Regions from separate parts of the Homo sapiens genome. Here region 1 is linked to region 2. The links are chromatin contacts, found by Hi-C or POLR2A ChIA-PET in ENCODE. All regions are on one chromosome and are shown on one strand. The core of a region is the stretch at or near the end of the contact, and the rest is flanking DNA. Distances in the headings are between cores, read along the strand shown. Region 1 has its middle 86 kb from the start of ANLN. Region 2 holds the start of MATCAP2 (microtubule associated tyrosine carboxypeptidase 2).

The links. Hi-C counts contacts between places; a loop is a spot of excess contacts on that map. ChIA-PET counts read pairs that join two places held with the same protein, here RNA polymerase II (POLR2A). Pooled maps may share reads with other maps.
Region 1: a pooled map shows a loop between it and region 2 (2.4-fold over the local background). The contact joins the enhancer-like site here to the promoter of MATCAP2 in region 2. A Hi-C loop is called at or near these places in 2 of 168 maps with a recorded cell type or tissue (CD4-positive, alpha-beta memory T cell and naive thymus-derived CD4-positive, alpha-beta T cell) and 6 of 50 pooled maps. POLR2A ChIA-PET finds 5 or more read pairs at or near these places in 1 of 52 experiments (activated T-cell).

Annotation. Positions count from the first base shown.
Region 1 is chr7:36,472,255-36,478,499 of GRCh38, forward strand. No RefSeq gene overlaps it. Among named protein-coding and RNA genes, the nearest start is that of ANLN, 86 kb to the left of the region's middle. Within about 2 kb of position 1,882, at least 2 of the 41 ENCODE cell types and tissues checked have a DNase peak (open chromatin) inside an H3K27ac peak, as active enhancers do.
Region 2 is chr7:36,363,324-36,369,676 of GRCh38, forward strand. MATCAP2 (microtubule associated tyrosine carboxypeptidase 2) reads right to left here and starts at 3,917. Exons shown (of 7, transcript NM_001199706.2): 1 at 3,593-3,917. The coding sequence starts at 3,617. RefSeq lists a silencer at 3,567-3,666.

The DNA of each region.
Region 1 (6,245 bases), core at 632-3,131, 110 kb after region 2:
AGGAATTCTGCTGATGTTGTTCTCATTGTAGGACTGCCAGCCTATTCACTTTCATCACTGACAGAGAGGCCAAAAGTGGCACCATGCAATGGGCACATGGGAGGATTGCTTTTCAAATGTTTACTTCCACTTTGAGGGAATCCGGGAGAACAAGACCAATTATAGTTTGCCAGTAAGGTAAGAAAATAAATGTAGAAATCCGAGCCAACTGGCACAATATTTCCTCCTATTTCAGTGATATCTTGGTGCTTATTATGGGTTGGCCACCAGACAGGCTTGTCCCTTGATCTAGTTATGCCCTCAGCCTCTGCACTGGCCACCTTTCCTTCCTGGTACCCAGTATCCTGATAGTCTGTCTCCTGCACCCCATGACACAGCTCTCAGTGTCTTCATTCACACTCAGGTACAAGTGTCTGATAATAGCATAAAGAATTCTATCATGCTCAGGGTCAGGTTCCAGCCCCAGCTGAGGGCTGAGGGGAGTGGGTGGATGTAGGGCAGGGAGCTGGAAGAACACTTGAGAGACAGCAGGTAGATGGGAGATGGCTTTATTCAGCAGCTCCTTCACAGAGTCAGTGTTACATTTATGCACCACACAAACAATAGTGCCTGAGAGCCAGGTGATGAGCTTCTCTATGTTATGTCTACATGCTTATGATTATATAAACATGGGACTGTGTGCCTGCACCACAAACCTGCTGGATCATCCAAGCTGTTTACCTGGGCCTATGCCTGCTGCCCTGTGCCTGCTTGGCTGCAGCACAGCCATGTTCCTTACACTACACCCCCTAGGCCGAGGGGATCCTCTTGGTGGGGACCCCTGCATATACAGCAGCACCCTGGACCCACAGGCCACAGCAACAATACAGAGAGCAAAAACCTACCACTAATATTCCTGCTATGCTACCTATGATTATGAGAGCCCAACATAGGCCAGAGCCCAGAGATGCCCACCATCTCTGAAGGGGGTCGTCAGTAAGGTGCTCAATCACCTTAATCTCCTGTGACACCCTTTGTAAAGCTGCTGTTATGTTCCGGTGGTTGTCAGGTATAAATGTACAACGTTGTGTCCCTACAAGGGCACAGGTGCCACCTTGGGTAGCTGTGACTGTGTCTAAAGCCATCTGGTTTTGTAGCACCACCTTCCTGATCTGATCAACTTCATCAGTTAACAAAAGGAGAGCAACTCAGGTGTCATTCAGAGCACGAGCTGTGTGCTCTGCAAAGGCTGTAACCTGCTTTTCTACAGTAATGACTTTTACTCCAGGGATAGTTATTGCTAAGGGATAGAACCACCAGGGGGCCCCCTGCCCTCGCAAAAAGCGGGAATGCAGTGCCTCCTAATAATGCCAGCAACTAGGCAATGGGGGAAACACAGTGGCAGGCACATTGGGCCACCCCAGGTACAACATCTGGTCCAACTGGATGGCAGACATGGCCATCCTGTGTCCCCACAGACCCATAAACTCCCAGGGGGCACGAAGTCCATGGGGGGGGCCCAGCCTTGGTAAGGCTGCTTGTTCCACCACACCCTTGGTGTGGTGACATGTGTTGTGTTTGCACAAACCTCAGTAGGCAGCCATCCCACAGTGACTTTTCCCCGGTGCTGCTCTATGCATTGTGGCACCTGCGATGGGGGCACCACGTGATCTCCTATTAGCCAGCCCCATCCATCATGGACACTATGAGTCAGCCAGGGGGCAGGCTTGCCATGGTTTTGCAACACCCCTGTCCAAAGCCCGCTGTGTTGCATCCCACCCATTGTCCATGGGATCCCAAGTCTCTAGTGATGTTCAGTTCTGCACAGAAGCTGGATGCACGTGACAAGGCAAGCTGTCCGCAGCTGCTGCTGGGAGGGCAGTGCAGATGCAACAGTTGGAGACATTGGTCACCTCAGTGTAGGCGTGGGCCCAATCCACAATGCTGTTGGAGCATGCCAAACTACAGCTGGAACAACAAAGCAGGCACAGGTACTAACAGGGACAAATCACGTCCCTCAGGCAAAATACAGGCCAACTTTTCATCTCTGGATAACAATGTAGCCGTCAAGGGCTTCTGCCCTGGGCTATGATACCACACCTTCTCAGCTCCCCATGGTTCTTTTGGGTCCTGTACCCGTGCCAAAATCAAAGGGGAGCTCATAATAGGCCACACAGACAGTACATATGTCCCCCAGAGAAGGGTCCCTTCCCTGGCTGGTTTCTCGGGAAACATCTTAGACCACACAAAGGAAAGCTCTAGCGTGCATGTGCCAGATAACATTATGAATCACCTTCTTTGACCACTTCCTGACTCCTTAATCTGCCTTGCTGCTAACCTTCCAAAATCCTGTTTTTGATGCCTTTTCTTCCGTTTTCATCTTGGCCCCTCTGGGTTGAGTGCTTGACTCTATTTGGCTTCTGTCGGCAGTAATTCTGACTCTTCTCTCTGGCCAAGCTCCCTCAGGTGAGGACCCTTCCTGCTTTCACTTGACCTCCTAGTTTGGCTTTTTCAGGCCTGGGAGTGGGGTCTGGGCAGTATGTGAAGCCAAGCCAGGATATGCATAGAGAGCCCATGCTAGGGTAATGCATTAAGAATCTGTTTAAAAGACCATTGGCTTATCTCCTGGACAGCTAAACCCACAGTGATATATACTGTTAGAGCCTTCCAACATCCATCTCCCCACCCCTTTGTTTTAACATCAGAGTCACTATATAACTGGGGCAGAGAGTGGAGCAGTGAGGAAGAGAAGGATACTCTGACAGCAAAATTTAAGACTACATTTCTAGGTATGGCCATATGACTTAGTTCCAGCCAATGATATGTAAAGAAGACTCATTAAAAGGGGACCAACAACTAAGGAAGTGTTTTTTTTTCTTCTTCCTCTTTGGAATAAAGGCATGATGGCTGGAGCTGCAGTAGCCATATTGGATCAAGAGGATAGGTACCATGTGCTGAGGACAGTAAAGTATAAAGATAAACTCAGGTTCCTCATAGCTTAATGATGCCACCAAATCTTCTTAGACTATCTTTAGACTTATTTTATGTGAGAGAATAAACCTCTATGGGTTTAAGCCATTGTCACTTTTGGATTTCTGTCATATGTTGTAAAACCTAAGCTAATCATATATACTAACACCTTCTCTTTTCCTACTTTTATCTTGTTGCCACCTTCAAAAAAAGAGAGGAGTATTTTATTAATGATGGCAACCTGTGGTTTTGGATTGCTTTTCTAAGCGGTTGCTGCCACCATTGCTGTTGAAGCAAAAGTGAAGCACATTGTTTTGGTACAGTTGTAATACTCCCTGTGGCCACAGACTCCAAATCTCAGGTACTTAAGACATTGACATCTACTAGAAATATGTAAGTATTAGTCCTTACCTCCACTCTGTACCCGTGGTGGTGTGTCCTGTGTGGAAAATGTGCATACAGTCTTTGCATACAAGTTTCTGAATCACTTTTTCAAAGTCATTGTGAAAACATATGATCTTTAGTGGGATTCCTGGGTGTTAGCTGAGAACGTTCAGCCTATTGTTCAGATTCATACTTCCCTTGGCCCCCAACTTTTTAATATAAAAAATATTCAAAAATATATAAAAGTTGAAAGAATGTTACAATTCATATTCATATCCTCACCACCAAGTGTCAATAGTTGTTAATATTTTGTTATTTCACTTTATCTGTATACCCACACAGATTTAAAGCTAAATCTGTATCTAGAGTGACACTGTTTTTGGTTATCCATTTGAAAGTGAGTTGCGGACATCATTTTTTCACTATTAACGTATCCTGAATTTCCAAATTGTGTTCTACGTGGTCATGAGAGTGCCAAAGGCAGATTCCTAGGTGTTTTCAGCCCAAGAGTATGTGTGGCTTAGAAGCCCTTCAGCCTCAATATGGGCCATATCAGGAAGGATGCTTTGGGACTGTTACAAAGTGTATAGCAAAGATACTTGAAAAAAAGAAACCTGTACTCTTTTTGTTGTTGTTGCTGGTGTAGGGAAATATCTGCTTTGTTCCTAAAATACTGTAAGTTCAGCAAAATTCCACCAAATCAGTTTGAAAATATCTGAGCGATGATGTTGACTACTGGTTATTTCTGGAAAGCCTTTATTTATTCATTTATAATTTTAAAAAAATTAAAAAAAATTTTAGGTTCAGGGGTACATGTGCAGGTTTGTTATATAGGTAAATTGCGTGTCACAGGGGTTTGGTGTACAGATTATTTTGTCACCCAAGTAATAAGCATAGTACCCAATAGGTGGTTTTTCAGTCATCTCCCTCCTCCCACCTTCCATACTCGCATAGGCCCTGATGTCTCCTGTTCCCTTCTTTGTGTCCATGTGTACTCAATGTTTAGCTCCCACTTACGTATGAGAACATGCGGCATTTGGTTTTCTGTTCCTGCATTAGTTCACTTAGGATAATGACCTCCAGCTCCATCCATGTTGTTGCAGAGGACGTGGCCTTGTTCTTTTTTTTAAGGCAGTGTAGTGTTTCATGGTGTATATATACCACATTTTCTTTATCCAGTGTACTGTTGATGGGTATTTAGGTTGATTCCATGTCTTTGCTATTGTGAATAGTGCTATGATGAACATATGCATGCATGTATCTCTATGGTAGAATGATTTATATTCCTTTGGGTATATACCCAGTAATAGGATTGCTGGGTCAAAGGAAATTTCTGTTTTAAATTCTTTGAGAAATCACCACAGTGCTTTCCATAACGGCTGGACGAATTTTCATTCCCACCAGCAGTGTATAAGCACTCCCTTTTCTTTGTAACCTTGTCAGCATCTGTTATTTTTTGACTTTTTAATAATAGCCATTCTGACTGGTGTGATTTGCATTTCTCTAATGATTAGTGATGTTGAGCATTTTTTCATGTGCTTGTTGGCTGTGTATGTATCTTCTTTTAAAAAGTGCCTGTTCATGTTCTTTGCTCTCTTTCTTATGGGTTTTTTGTTGCTTGTTAATTTAAGTTCCTTATAAATTCTGAATATTAGACCTTTGTCAGATGCATAGTTTGCAATATTCTTTCCCATTCTGTAGGCAGACTGTTTACCCTGTTGATAGTTTTTCTCTGTGCAGAAGCCCTGTAGTTTAACTAAGTCCTATTTGTCAATTTTTGTTTTTGTTGAAATTGCTTTTGGTGTCTTTGTCATGAAATTTTTGCCAGGGCCTATGTCCAAAATTGTATTTCCTAGATTATCTCCCAGGGTTTTTACAGTTTTTGGTTTTACATATACAGCTTTAACCCATCTTGAGTTGATTTTTGTATATGGTGTAAGGAAGAGGTCTAGCTTCAATCTTTGGTATATGGCTAGCCAGTTATCCCAGCAACATTTATTGAATAGGGAGTTCTTCTCCCATTGTTTGTTTTTGTCATCTTTGTCAAAGATCAGATGGTTGCAGGTGTTCAGCTCTATTTCTGGGCTCTCTATTCTGCTCCATTAGTCTATGTGTCTGCTTTTGTACCAGTACTATGCTGTTTTGGTTACTGTAGCCCTGTAGCATAGTTTGAAGTCAGGTAATGTGATGCTTCCAGCTTTGCTCTTTTTGCTTAGGATTGTCTTGACTATTTGAGCTGTTTTTTGGTTCCATATGAATTTTAAAATAGTTCCTTCTAATTCTGTGAAGAATGGCATTGATAGTTTGATAGTAATAGCATTGAATCTGTTAATTGCTTTGGGCAGTATGACCATTTTAATGATATTGATTCTTCCTATTCACAAGCATGACATGTTTTTCCATTTGCTTGTGTAATCTCTTATTAATTTCTCCTTCCTTCTTTCTCTTCTCTATCTTCTCTTCTTTTCTTTTTTGAGACAAGGTCTTGCTCTTTCACCTAGGCTGGAGTGAAATGGTGTGTGTGATCATGGGTTGCTGCAGCCTTGAACTCCTGGGCTCAGGTGATCCTTCCACTTCAAGCTTTCCTGGGTAGGTGGGACTACGAGCATGCACGACAATGCTTGTCTTTTTTTTTTTTTTTTTTTTTTTTTTTAGATGAGGTCTTGCTATGTTGCCCAGGCTGGTCTTGAACTTCTGATCTCAAGTGATCCTTTCATCTTGGCCTCCAAAAGTGCTGGCATTAGAGGTGTGAGCCACAACAGCTGGCCATCTCTGATTTCTTTGAGTAGTGTTTTGTAATTCTTGTGGTAGAGACATTTCACTTCCCTGGTTAGCTGTATTCCTAGGTATTTTATTCTTTTTGTGGCTATTGTGAATGGCATTGCATTCTTGATTTGTCTCTCAGCTTGGAT
Region 2 (6,353 bases), core at 2,667-5,166:
TTATATCACATACAAAATAAAGCCGATAGGCAATCATAAATGAACATAATCTTATATGGTTTCTCACAGCATTTTGTTAATGAATGAACTAGATGCGTTCTATTTTGAAAACAACAAATTTTTATTCAAGTGAAATATGATTTTCCCAGGTAAAAATTATTACATACTTGCCTGTGATTAAAAATCTAAAAACCAACAGTTGAGCAAACCATCGGATAATGTCACACTGATATTACATGAAATCTTGATGTTGGATTTTGTGGCTCAAATCAGTGTACAGTCACTATAATAGTGAGCTGATTTTCCTAGCAGTTGACAACATGGACTTTGGAATGGAGTTGTCTGGTATGAATCTTGGCTCTGTTTATTAATAGCTATTACCCTGACCAAGTTACATAACTTCTTTGTGCTACAGTTTCCTTATCTGTAAAATGGGATAATAATAATGCATACTTCATAGTATTATTGTAAGGATTTTAAAAGTGAATATGTGTGAAGTGCTGAGAACAGTGCTGGACTATAGGTAAGCAGCCTTTGTTAACTATTATTAGTATCACATTAAATATTATATTCAGCTCCTATAGAAACACCGCATGGAAAAATGTACATAGGGAAATATTCTGAATCATTAAATTTGAATTCCAAGGCAAATTTCATGTTAATAAGGTAATTAATCTATATTTTAGAATCAAGATTTTAGTGGCTTTGGTATAATAAACCCTTTTTTTTTTTTTAAATCCCGGAAGCTAAAGTAGAATCTTCTTCTTCTTTTTTTTTTTTTTGTGACAGGGTCTCACTCTGTGGCCAAGGCTGGAGTGCAGTGGCAATCCTGACTCACTGCAACCTCTGCCGCCTGGGCGCTCAAGTGATACTCCTGCCTCAGCCTTCCAAGTAGCTGGGACTACAGGCGCAGGCCATCATGCCCGGCTAATTTTTTAATTTTTTGTAGAGATAAGGTTTTGCCGTGTTGCCCAGGCTGGTCTTGAACTCCTGAGCTCAGGTAATCCGCCTGCTCTCCGCCTCACAAACTGCTGGGATTACAAGTGTGAGCCACTGCACCCAGCCTCAGAACCTTCTTCTTTAAAAGGCCATGAGAAGTCAAAAAAACCTTTTCTGATTTGATTCCATTTTTAAACAGCATAGATAGCATATACTAATAAGTCAAAAGTGGGTAAGATATTATATAGGAAGGATTTCAGAAACAAGTAATTGCTTCATTCCTGAAATATAAAATGAGTCTGTTCTATATTTGTAACGACTTTTAGAGCTGAAAAAAAAATGAACACATTTCCATCAGTACTCTTACCACAATCAAGTTCTGCTAACCAGAAAGAAGAACATGGCCATCTCAGATATCAATGAATCGTGAGGGAATGACCAGGGGAGAGGAGGGCATGTTTTCAGCTTAACTCTCTACATGAAGTTTCTGGCTGTCCAAACTGGGTTTTTCTGATATCGCAGTGAAATGCTGGGCACAGGGCTCTAGAATTATTTCAAGCAGTTAAGTATATTTAAGAGAGAAAGTAGTCTGAAAAATGACCCAGTTATTTTTAAAGGAATTGTAAATTAGAGGCTTGCATGGTCTCAAATGGCTATTTGAACTTTATTGTACTATAGAAATTCACTGCCAAATTGTCTACCTCAGGGTTTGCAAACATACAGGGTTGGATTCATAAATGTACTGCCACTAAATTATAGGAAGGGAAATGAGACAAGAGGAGTGGGTCTACTACTTTCTAAAGTATCTCTTCTCAAACTTCTAACTCAACATGTTGACATATCAAGAGATCACTCTGCATGACTAATTGATCATAGTATCTACTTTCTAATACTAATATTAATTTATTTGTATCTCTACAATGATTGTTATGGTTTGGGAAAATAATTTTAATCTATGTGATTTCTCAATGAAATAATGTGCACTGTGACAGAATCTATATTTTTCTTCAAGGCATTGATTCTCATGGAGAAGGAGATGTTGCCCTACCCCTCACCCCTGCCCAATTGTGATTTTTAGTTGTCACAATTATGGGGGCGGGGCAGAGAACAGCATCCCACAAGGAAGAACTATCTTGTCCAAAGTTAACAGTGCTAGGCTGGGCACAGTGGTTCATGCCTATAATCCCAGCACTTTGGGAGGCGGAGGTGTGAGGATCACCTGAGGTCAGGAGTTCCAGACCAGCCTGGCCAACATGGTGAAACCCTGTCTCTATTAAAAATACAAAAATCCGGCGGGCGTGGTAGCATGCGTCTGTAATCCCAGCTACTCGGAGGCTGAGGCAGGAGAATCGCTTGAACCTGGGAGGTGGAGATTGCAGTGAGCAGAGACAGCGCCACTGCACTCCACCCTGGGCGACAGAGCGAGACTCCGTCTCAAAAACAACAACAACAACAAAGTTAATGGTGCGGAGGTTGAGAAACCTTGCTCCATATTTAGGAGGTATGGTACTTTTAAGTAACTTTTGACATTTTAATTGTGTTTTAAGATGAAAGTAGCATCTACATCAAATCACATTTTTAAAAATTCTAATGCCAATTAAAGTTGCCTTTTCGATCTCAGATCCTGGAACTATGTTTCCTGTCAACATAAATGATATACATCGTGGCAACGTCATGATTTGTGACTGCACAAATCTACTCCGTATAACACTGAACGTGAAATAAAACAGTATAAAATTAAAATCATAAATATTTTCACTGGAAAGAGGTTTGGTTTTTCAGTTAGAATGCTCACAGAAAAATAGTCTGGTAGGTACTGCATTGCTCTAAAATGTAAAATTCCGGCTTTATTTTGGCACTAGTTTGAGGAGTATTTCCCTTTACTCCGTTGTTCTTCGTCATAATTCTGAACTGCCAAAACCCTGCTTGCAGAAATGTTTGCGTACAGAATCAAATGCTGGGAAAATGGCCTAGAAAATTACTCTAATATTATGTAAGGTTTTTTTTAATAGCTAACACGCATAGCGATTTACAAATAATAAGAGTCAAGTTCTGTGCTCCCAGAGATTGAACTGAATTTAAAAAAATGCAGGTAAACTTCCAGACTTTCTGACCTGGGGTCTGTTTAAAGACCCATGTTTTACACTTGGTATAATCCGTACTGTAAAATGGCCTATTAATAATATCAACTCAAAACGTTCTCACTGTTTAAGAATAAAAGCATACACACACAAATATACACAGTATAAATAATGAAATATACAGATGTGTTCTTTCGCTTAGCTTATTTTTTCTGAACATTCTAGAAAATTATGAAGCTTAATCACACACCTAGCGTGTTTTGAAATAGGATTTAACAATCTTTGGATTGTACCTTTGTAAGACCAGCAACCGGTCTAATATTACAATCTTTTCCACGAGATTCCACAGCAGGTACTTACTGATAATAAGTGACGAAAGGATAAGGGGCCGATTTCTCTCTTCCCTCCACAGGTTTTTCGCGAGCGCCTCCTGCGCGCCCCGAAGGGGTCGGGGCGCAGGGTGGAGTCCCGAGCGGCGCGCCCAGCCGGTGGCTACCATTACCTGAGCCCCGGGCGGCGGGACCCCGGTCCGCCCCGCACCCCCGCCGCGGCCAGCCCTTCCCGGCACTCACCCGTCACGCGAATGGACTCCAGCATCGTCGCCCCGAGGCCCGGGGCGGCGGGCTCCGCGGGCTCAGGGGAAAGGGCCGCGCAGGGGCGGGCGGCCTCTAGCCTCTGACCCGGGCCTCGGTGGCGGGGGCGCGGCGGGAGGCGGCTCTCCGCTACCTGGAGCAGGATAAGGAGGGTAAGGGCGGACGAAGACGTACCGACACTGACTGTGAGCAGCGCTTCCACCAGCCCGTAGCTACTGGAAGGTACACACGGCGGCCTTACGGTGCCCAGCAGCGCTTAGAACCTGCCACCGTGACGTAGCCGCTCCGCCGGTTGCTAGGAAACTGCCCCCGGGGTCCGCGCGCGCTGCGCTTCACGGAGCCTGCGCGCCGCTGGGGGCGCTCGTGCGACGAAGGCCCGCGGGCGGCGAGAGAGAGTGGGAGGAACTACAACTCCCGGCGTGCACAGCGCGGGCCAGTGCCTCCGGGGCTTGTGGCTGTGCCCGCGAGCGCGCTGGGGTCTCCAGCCAGTGGGTAACGCATATTGACTGATCTTTCAGAGACGTTTGTACCCGTTCAAAGGTGACTTAACTCCATGGTGCGCTGTGACACTCGGCCCTAGCTGCAAATAGCAAAGCCAGTCTACCCGTCCTTCCCCTTACGAGGTGCGGGGAAGCTAAAACACGTTTAGGATGAGCTAGTAAGAGTGGAAAGTGCAGGAGGCTCAATGACCACTTGACGGTACCTCAGCATACTATCCTTAATGCTGAAATTCACATTTTAGCTTGTGATTGTGCAATTGATAGGGGCTGAATGTTATTTTCAGTTTATTATTCATTTTCACATTAGCAAGTATGAAAATTTAATCTTTTACAATAACCATGGGAGGCGGGCCACGGTGGCTCATGCCTGTAATCCTCGCACTTTGGGAGACCAAGGCGGGTGGATCGCTTGAGGCCAGGAGTTGGAGACCAGCCTGGGCCACATGGCGAAAACCCATCTCTACTAAAAACACAAAAAGTGAACAAATCGTGGTGGCACACTTCTGTAGTCCCAGCTACTCGGGAGGCCGAGGTGGGAGGATTGCTTGAGTCCGAGAGGTGAGAATGTAGTGAGCCATGATCGCGCCACTGCACTCCAGCCTGGGTGACAAAGTGAGACTAAAAAAAAAAAAAAAGTACGGTGGGAATGGGAAATGTAGACTAAACCATTCAACAAACATTTTTTGAGACCCTAACGTGTGCAAGGTTCTGAGGCAGGCTTTGAGGATATCAAGGGAAATGAAATAAGCCTAGCGGAGCTTACAGTTTAGGAGGAGCTGAGATAGTGCTGGCAACTGTCAGTCTTCAGACAGTTAAATTTTCTCTTCATCCTCAAGGCTAAGACATGGAAATAATTGGGGTGTGTTTTCAAACTCAGGAACAAAAGAAAGTTGAATATCAGGACCGTCACACCCTGAGAATGACAGGCAACTTGTGAGAAATTGTGTCTTTTTCATCACTTAGGAGAGAACAATGGAAATGTAACTATATCACAAAAACTGGATAACCTCACTTCATATTCTGTCTTCAAATCCTGTGACTACTGTTTTCGAAATACATCCAGAATCTAGCCACTTGCTACCACTCTGGTTCAAGCCACCACCACCTCTTGTCTGGATTATGGCAGTCTTCTAGACAGTCTCTGTATTCCCACCCTACCCTCTTTCACACTGTTCTCAAAACTCATTGGCCAGAGTGAACCTGTGAAAAAATCAGATCATGTCACTCTGTTCAAAATCTTCAGTGGCTTCCTTTCCTGTGAAGTCCTTTATGACCTAGCCTCCTGTCACCTCTTTGATCTCATCCCCAACTACTTCCTCCCCGATGGATACACTGGCCTCTTTGATATTCCTCAATTCCAGGCACTATTTCACCTCAAGGCCTTTGCAACTTGGAATCCTCCCTGCGTGGAATGTTCTTCCCTCAGATATCCGCAGGACTAGCTCCCTTACTTCCTCAGGACTTAATCCAAATGTCACCTCTTCGTGAGCCCTTCCCTGGCCACTCTATTTAAAATTCTACTCCTTCATATTTCCTATAGCCCTTCTCTGCTTTATTTTTTTTACTTAGCACTTAACATTATCTAATTTATTATATATTTTATTGATTTATCATGACTGTTGTCTGTCTCCATCCCTAGAATAAAATTTCCACAAGTGCAGTGATTTTTGTTTGTTCACTGCTATATTCCCACACCAAGAAGAGTGGCTGGCATGTAGTAGGTCCTTAATAAATATTTGTGAATTAATGAATAAGTAGACAACAGAAAGTGTGTGCATTTTCAATGATAACTAAAATAATATAGAATTATATCAAATGGACCAATAGACGAAGAACAAATCTGCTTTGAGTTAAAACACTTGCTATAGTAATGAGCAATGAATCTGCTGCATTTGTAAGAGTAGTAATTCTTGCAACATATGTCCTAAGGAAAAAGGCTCTAAATTAACCATGCTGTTGGCTTCCTTATATACCCAGAATTCTGAAAGCTGTTTTCCAAGTTTGCTATAAATGCATCTATTACCTCTACAAATTTCTAGTTTTTAAAGTCACAGTCACTGCAGTTTAAGAGCTATTTCTCAAAAAAGAAAGCCTCCTAAAAGATGTTACCAAGTCATATGTTCAGTGCTTTTACTAAAGTATGTTTAATCATATTGCCTATTTTCATTATATTTTAAGTAACCAAGATACATATTATCTTCCTCATTCCACAGGTATTTATTTATATAGAAGACACTGGG